2 separate regions of the Homo sapiens genome follow, and region 1 is linked to region 2. Evidence: chromatin contacts called from ENCODE Hi-C or POLR2A ChIA-PET data. All regions are on one chromosome and are shown on one strand. Each heading gives the region's core, a stretch centred on a gene start or an enhancer-like site at or near the end of the contact. The rest is flanking DNA. Distances are from core to core; before and after follow the strand shown. Region 1 overlaps DNAAF5 (dynein axonemal assembly factor 5). Region 2 overlaps LOC116435278 (a long non-coding RNA gene).

Region 1 (3,747 bases), core at 1,232-3,731, 330 kb after region 2:
TTGAGAGGATGGGGGATCTACAAAGACATTGATTTGACTATATACATTTGAACCAAAATAAAAGGAACATAGACTTAGGAAAATATTTGCAATAAGGATGACAGTGTGAGATCTTTGTTACATAAAGCTGACACAAAATGAGAACAAAAGCATTAAGAGTTGGGCACGGTGGCTCACGCCTATAATCTCAGCACTCTGAGTCCATAACCGAGCAGCCTGCTCTGATGATAGAGGCTGAGGCAAGGAGGCTCACGTGAGCTCAGAAATTGAGGCTTCAGGGAGCTGTGATTGTACCACTGCACTCCAGCCCGGACAACAGAGAGAGACCATGATTCCAAAAAACAAAAAGCATTAACTCCCAAACAAACAGGCAAAATATCCACATTTTATAAAAAAGAATTAATACAACTAATAAGCAAATAGAGTGGGAACTATCCAGCCCTTCTAGTGATGAGGAAATATGAATTAAAGACTGTAGGGTCCCGCTGGGCGTGGTGGCTCACGCCTGTAATCCCAGCACTTTGGGAGGCCGAGGCAGGCAGATCCCGATGTCAGGAGATCGAGACCATCCTGGCTAACATGATGAAACCCCGTCTCTACTAAAAATACAAAAAATTAGCTGGGTGCGGTGGCGGGCGCTTGTGGTCCCAGCTACTCGGGAGGCTGAGGCAGGACAATGGCGTGAACCCAGGAGACGGGGCTTGCAGTGAGCCGAGACTGTGCCACTGCCCTCCAGCCTAGGCGACAGAGCGAGACTCGGTCTCAAAAAAAAAAAAAAAAAAGACTGTAGGGTCCCATTTCTTCATTTATCCAATTAAGTGAAATAGCTGCTGCCTAGGGTGGCTGAGCTGGGAGTGCCAAGGTGCTTTTGGAAAGCCGTGGGACGCTGCGCATCTGGAATTGCCAATGTCTTCACTCCTTTCATCCAGCAATCACATTCATGAGAATCTATCCTTCCAATTCTAATTATGGAAAAAGCTATGCACCCAAAAATATGCATCGGGGCATAATTTAATAGAAATTGTAAGTGACCCAAATACCTCATACGAAGTTAAATACATAATGATATTTCCATAGAAGAAATGCTCTGGCAACCATTAAAAACAATTATCCTAAGCCTTTATAGCAAAATGGGAAGACAGGTGTGGTGTGATATGGAGGGAAAGTGAAGCCAGTGCAGAAGTGTCCGTGCTGCAAGCAGGAACTCGCACTGGGAGGGGAGACACGTGATCAGGGCGGAAGTGTCCGTGCTGCGAGGCGGAGCTGGCGCTGGGAGGGGAGACACGTGATCCGGGCGGAAGTGTCCGTGCTGCCAGCAGGAGCTCCCGCTGGGAGGGCAGACACGTGGTCCGGGTGGAAGTGTCCCTGCTGCGAGCAGGAGCTCACGCTGGGAGGGCAGACACATGGTCCGGTGGAAGTGTCCCTGCTGCAAGCAGGAGCGCTAGTGCTGGGAGGGCGGACACGTGGCTCCGGGCAGAAGTGTCCGCCAGCAGGAGCGCTCGTGCTTGGAAGGTAGACACGTGGCCCGGGCGGAAGTGTCCTTGCAGCGAGCAGGAGCTGGCGCTGGGAGGGCAGACACGTGGTCCGGGCGGAAGTGTCCGTGCAGCGAGCGGGAGCTCGCGCTGGGAGCGGAGACAGGTGATCTGGGCGGAAGTGTCCATGCTGCGAGCGCTCGCGGCTGGGAGCGCAGACACGTGGTCCAGGCGGAAGTGTCCATGCTGCAGCAGGAGCTCGCACTGGGAGGGGAGACACGTGATCAGGGCGGAAGTGTCCGTGCTGCGAGGAGGAGCTAGCGCTGGGAGGGGAGACACGTGGTCTGGGCGGAAGTGTCCGTGCTGCGAGCAGGAGCTCTCGCTGGGAGGGCAGACACGTGATCCTGGCGGAAGTGTCTGTGCTGTGAGCCGCAGCTCACACTGGGAGGGAAGACACGTGGTCCGGGCGGAAGTGTCTGTGCTGCGAGTGGGCGCTCCGGCTGGGAGGGCAGACACGTGGTCCGGGCGGAAGTGTCCGTGCAGCGAGCAGGAGCTCGCGCTGGGAGGGCAGACAAGTGGTCCAGTGGAAGTGTCCGTGCTGCAAGCAGGAGCGCTAGTGCTGGGAGGGCAGACACGTGGCCCAGGCGGAAGTGTCCACGCCTACCTCGAGCAGGAGCGCTCATGCTGGGAAGGCAGATGGGTGGCCCGGGCAGAAGTGTCCGTGCTGCAAGCAGGAGCGCTCATGCTGGGAAGGCAGACACGTGGCCCAGGCGTCAGGTTTGAACATTCTTGACAGCAAGTGGCTCACCCGTCAGCGTGCTTCTTTTTCCCATCCCAGGAGTTGGACTTGACCTGTGGACATTTGGCTGTTTTCTTTTTGTTTTTAAGCCAGAAACACTGTCTTGTTTCCAGTTTAAGATGTAGAGAGGGTGAAACAGTCAGAAACTGGGTCAGAAGCAGCGTGGTTCTCGTGGCAGGGCGGCACTTGGCCCAAGACTCGTGCTCTGGCGGGAGGCTCAAGTCAGGCGTCCCAGCAGCTTCGGTGCAACGCCTCCTGCCCGGCTGCGTGGGGAGGCCCTCCAAGACACCAGCTGGTCTCACCGCGAGGCCTGACTTCGAGCCAGAGCAGCGAGTACATTGCGTCTCCGTGTGGCAAGGGCAGGTGCGGGGGTCTCAGTCCACTACCGAGCAGCCTGCTCTGATGACTGGCGGCGCCAGGGAGAAGGCTCACATCGCGAGGTCCCCAGCAACGGCTCAAGGTGACTCACAGTTGCTTGGATAAGCCAGTGGACGCTCCCTCTACACTGGCCCGGGGCCAGAGCGCCTCCTTCTGCGGCCCCAACCCAGTCCCCACCCTGAGCCTTCAGCTCCTGGGCCTGCAGGCTGAGCCTGGCAGGAGACGCTGCAGGGACTCTCAGAGCTGTCCTTGCCCTGTCATTCATGGAGACTTACAGGGAGGCGGGGCGGCCCTACTGCAGTGGGGACCCCTTGGGGCGTAGGATGCACAGTGCAGGCGCCCAAGCCTCGCGCCCACCGGAGAGCAGCCACGGTGCAGGAGCTTGGCCCTGAGTGTGGGCGGGGTGAGGGCTGCAACGCTGAGAAGCAGATATTAAAGAAGTTCTTTCACTGAAACAATTGATTTTGGTCGTTGTTTCAACTATTGCTTGACTTTAATTTTTCAAAAAAATTTAGAAAAGTTTAAGAAAAATGGAAGGTTGTTTTGTTTTTGAGATGGAGTTTTGCTCTTGGTGCCCAGGCTGGAGTGCAATAGTGCGATCTCAGCTCACCGCAACTTCCGCCTCACGGGTTCAAGCAGTCAAGCAGCTGGGATTACAGGCGCCCACCACCACGCCCAGCTAATTTTGTATTTTTAGTAGAGATGGGATTTTTCTCCATGTTGGTCAGGCTGGTCTCGAACTCCCGACCTCAGGTGACCTCAGGTCACCCATCTTGGCTTTCCAAAGTGCTGGAATTATAGGCGTGAGCCACCACGTCCAGGTTTTGTTTTTGTTTTTGTTTTTTTGAGACATAGTCTCACTTTGTCACCCAGGCTGGAGTGCAGTGGCACGATCTCGGCTCACTGCAACCTCCACCTCCCAGGTTCAAGTGATTCTCCTGCCTCAGCCTCCCAAGTAGATGGGACTACAGGTATATGCCACCATGCTAGGGTAATTTTTGTATTTTTAGTGGAGATGGGGTTTCACCATGTTGACCAGGCTGGTCTCAAACTCTGGACCTCAGGTGATCCTCCCTCCTTGGCCTCCCAAAGTGCTGG
Region 2 (3,540 bases), core at 443-2,942:
GTCACCACTCCAAGCCTCTCAGGTTAAAGATGGGGCCAGTAACTCCAGCCGCCTCCTCCTGGAAGTGTGGAGAACACGCCCGCCCAGGCTGCCCGGCCACGGCTGCCCTGCTCCCAGGCAGCGGCACAGGGCTGGATCCCAGGGGTTCCTTGGGCCAGGGGTGGGGCTCAGCTGGATCCTGCAGTGCTGGGGCATCCACCTGACAACCGCTATCCTTCTCACCGACTCCATAAAACCCACCAAGAAAAGCCGTGCAGGACATCCCGGCACACAGCAGTTCACAGTTACTCAGATGCTGCTGCGTCCAGCTCAAGGAGTGAAGGAGGGGAAAGGAAAAAGGAAGGAAGGGGGTGCGTGCAGTGGCTCACACCTGCGAGGTCAGCACTTTGGGAGGCTGAGGCAGGAGGATCGCTTGAGCCCAGAAGTTCAAGACCAGCATGGACAACTTAGGGAAACCCTTCTCTACAAAAAATAAAAGAATTAGCCGGGTGTAGCCGCAGGCCCTGTAGTCCCAGCTACTCGGGAGGCCGGGGCAGGAGGATCCCTTGAGCCAGGGAGGTCGAGGCTGTAGTGAGCTGAGATCGCACCACTGCACTCCAGCCTGAGTGACAGAGCAAGACCCTGTCTCAAAAAACATTTTTTTATTTTAATTTTTTTTTTTTTTTGAGACAGAGTCTCGCTGTCGTCCAGGCTGGAGTGCGGTGGTGCGATCTCGGCTCACTGCAAGTTCCGCCTTCCGGGTTCACGCCATTCTCCTGCCTCAGCCTCCCGAGTAGCTGGGACTACAGGCGCCCGCCACCACGGCCGGCTAATTTTTTGTATTTTTAGTAGAGATGGCGTTTCACCGTGTTAGCCAGGATGGTCTCAATCTCCTGACCTCGTGATTCACCCGCCTCGGCCTCCCAAAGCGCTGGGATTACAGGCGTGAGCCACCGCGCCCGGCTGATTTTGTTTTTTGTATTTTTAGTAGAGACGGGGTTTCGCCGTGTTAGCCAGGATGGTCTCGATCTCCTGACCTCGTGATCCGCCCGCCTCGGCCTCCCAAAGCGCTGGGATTACAGGCGTGAGCCACCGTGCCCGACCCCTGTTATGCCCCTTACGATTATTATTGTATCTTTATGAGCTCAAGCTGCTGTCCCCTCCGAGTCTGGCACATGCTGGCTGGAGACCGGCAGCACCCGGATGGGGAAGAGCAGCCGTTTGGAGTCAGCATTGACAGAAAATCGAACACTGCTGCTCGAGGATTCAGAAGCGGCCCTTCTGAGCTCTGCTGTGCACGCCGCGGGCTCTGGAGAGATTGGCTGGGTCGTCCCCCACCTTCCTGGGGCAAGGGACCTGCCGAAGAGAGCCGGGGAAGAATGTCAACATTGTTAGGAAAACAAGCTTCAGACAGAAGCTCTGCATAGCGGCCACCCGGAGGGAGGTGGAATTTTGCAATGCGCCCCTCCCCGTGCAGGGCGAGTGGCCCCAGGGCACACGAAGGCCCTGGCTGCCGTGAGTTGATTTAAAGCTCGGCTGCCTATCTCTGGTGACAGGTTATTTGTGTAACCTACAGTTTTCTATGCACGTAGTAATTTCCACCTCCCTCCATGTCACACAGAAGACACGTTTTTACCCTGAGTCGGAGCAGGAGAAGTGTCTAAACGAAAGTGACTTCACAAAGGGCTTGACTGACAGGCGGGCGCGGGGAGAGCCGGGATAATGTCCGGGTTATCAAAGCAGACGCAGGTGGGCAGGTGAGAACGGGCATGCTCCCCAGCTCAGAAAGGCCCGTTCGGCTCGCAGGAGGTCCCAAAGCAGGAACTAACAGGCACAGGGATCGCTGGCCCCGTGCGTTTCCCTTTAAACACTGTCTAAGCTGTAACGAAGTCTGATTACAGTTTAGCTGAGATGGAAACTGAGAGGAAGGAACTATAATATTCAGCAATTACAATCACCTTCCTCTTTGGACAATCCCATTTCACTCCTCGGCTTATGCCTGTTCCCCGTGGATCCTGACTACACACCCTAACCTCATGCTTGGCAGTTCGTAAACAAGATGCCGCTCTGTGGTGACGGCGTACGCGAAATGAGAAGCACGACTCTGGGGGCCAGAGAGGCCTGATCTCGGTAGCTCCCAGGCTTAGTCTCTGCGCTACCTGGGCCGAAAGAGCTGAATTCTGCGAAGCTCTGTGTCCTTGCCTGTAGAAGGGGGAAGAACGGAACTTACTTGGAAGACTTGTGTGACTCGGGTGAGGATTCAGCTGTGCACACACAAAGGGACATGAGTGAGCAAGCGTCTGGCACGGACACAGCCGGGTGTGGAACAGCAGCCCCGCCCCGTTGGCTCAGAGGCAGCCGCACGCACAGAGGAGCTGTCTCAGCTCAGAGCCTGGCCTGGCCCGTCCACCTGGCCCTCTGGGAGGGCCGCCCCCCTTGCTTCTCTGGCCAAATTCCTACATCTGGGGTCTCGAGGGGAAGAGGCCGGGATGAGTTGCTGGGTGGCCCAGCAATAAATCTTGAACAATGAGGTGGCTCAGTCTCCCTCCTACCAAATGGACCAAGTTACCTCTGAGGCCGTGGGAGGTGAATGAGTCAGTGTTTGTGAAACACTCTGTGGATCAGATGAAAGGGCTCCAGGAGGGGCTGCCCATTAGAGGTGATCACAGGGAGCTTGGCCCACGCCCCCCAGAATGAGGGCCAAGGGGCGGGGGCGGCAGGAGGCCTGGACGCAGAGGAGGCCACAGCCAGGCCCCACTAAGCCACCTGTTCCCGGCACAGGCATCCGAGGGCCAAGGCTGCAGGAACCGTCTCTGCTGGTCACGTCTGGAGTGTGAGGCCCTGGAGGCCCCCGTGCACGTCCGTGCGATGATGCCGCCCACAACCACCGAGATCGGCCGGAGGGAAATAAGGCCGGAGGCAGCAGCACCCGGGGTGGGGCCTGGCGTGGCCCGGACCACGTAACCTCCTGCGCTTGGACAGCTTCTCCCACCTACCCGGGTCTCAGCACCCTCAGTGGTCTGCGGGGAGCCTGCTGCCATGCAAGTCCCTATAATCTGAGGGTGTGGACGCCCTTTTCTGCCACCATGGCCTGCTCCAGTCGGGGGCCGTGCCTGAGAGTGGGTGAGGGGGACCTCCCCAGCCCCTGGAGACCCTGGCTTGCCCAGGCCATGTGGCCCAGTGGACACAACAGAACCAGAGGCCAGATCCACCCCGGTGCCCACCTCCAGGCCTCAGGCAGCCCAGGGTGCACCGACCGAGGGCCCCACACTGTGCACCACGGCGACCCCTCCCCAAGGCCCCACCCTGCCCCATCCAGGCCCTCCCATCTCTATCTCCAGCCTGGGGGTCTCTGCCTCTCTCTGACCTGGGGCCTCCACTGCACCCACTCAGAGCCTGAGCCAGGCCCATTAAAGGTGCAAGGATTATCACGGAAGGTGGAGAGCTGTGCCAGCCACAGCGGCCCCCAGCCCCTTGCATCCACGGAGCACCTGGGGCACGTCCTGGTGAGACCAGCCACAGGTGGGAGGGAGTCAGCGCCGACTCATGACCGAGCTCTCA

Evidence for each region. Hi-C counts contacts between places; a loop is a spot of excess contacts on that map. ChIA-PET counts read pairs that join two places held with the same protein, here RNA polymerase II (POLR2A). Pooled maps may share reads with other maps.
Region 1: a loop to region 2 is called in a map of Caco-2, with 4 times the contacts of the local background. The contact joins two enhancer-like sites. A Hi-C loop is called at or near these places in 1 of 168 maps with a recorded cell type or tissue (Caco-2) and 2 of 50 pooled maps. POLR2A ChIA-PET finds 5 or more read pairs at or near these places in 2 of 52 experiments (PC-3 and activated CD4-positive, alpha-beta T cell).

Annotation. Positions count from the first base shown.
Region 1 is chr7:766,475-770,221 of GRCh38, forward strand. All of the region lies in intron 8 of DNAAF5 (dynein axonemal assembly factor 5), which reads left to right. Among named protein-coding and RNA genes, the nearest start is that of PRKAR1B, 41 kb to the left of the region's middle. RefSeq lists enhancers at 1,031-2,230, 1,680-2,207. Within about 2 kb of position 2,482, at least 12 of the 41 ENCODE cell types and tissues checked have a DNase peak (open chromatin) inside an H3K27ac peak, as active enhancers do.
Region 2 is chr7:433,684-437,223 of GRCh38, forward strand. All of the region lies in intron 1 of LOC116435278 (a long non-coding RNA gene), which reads left to right. Among named protein-coding and RNA genes, the nearest start is that of PDGFA, 84 kb to the right of the region's middle. RefSeq lists enhancers at 1-192, 193-1,028, 1,775-2,974, 2,701-3,536. Within about 2 kb of position 1,693, at least 4 of the 41 ENCODE cell types and tissues checked have a DNase peak (open chromatin) inside an H3K27ac peak, as active enhancers do.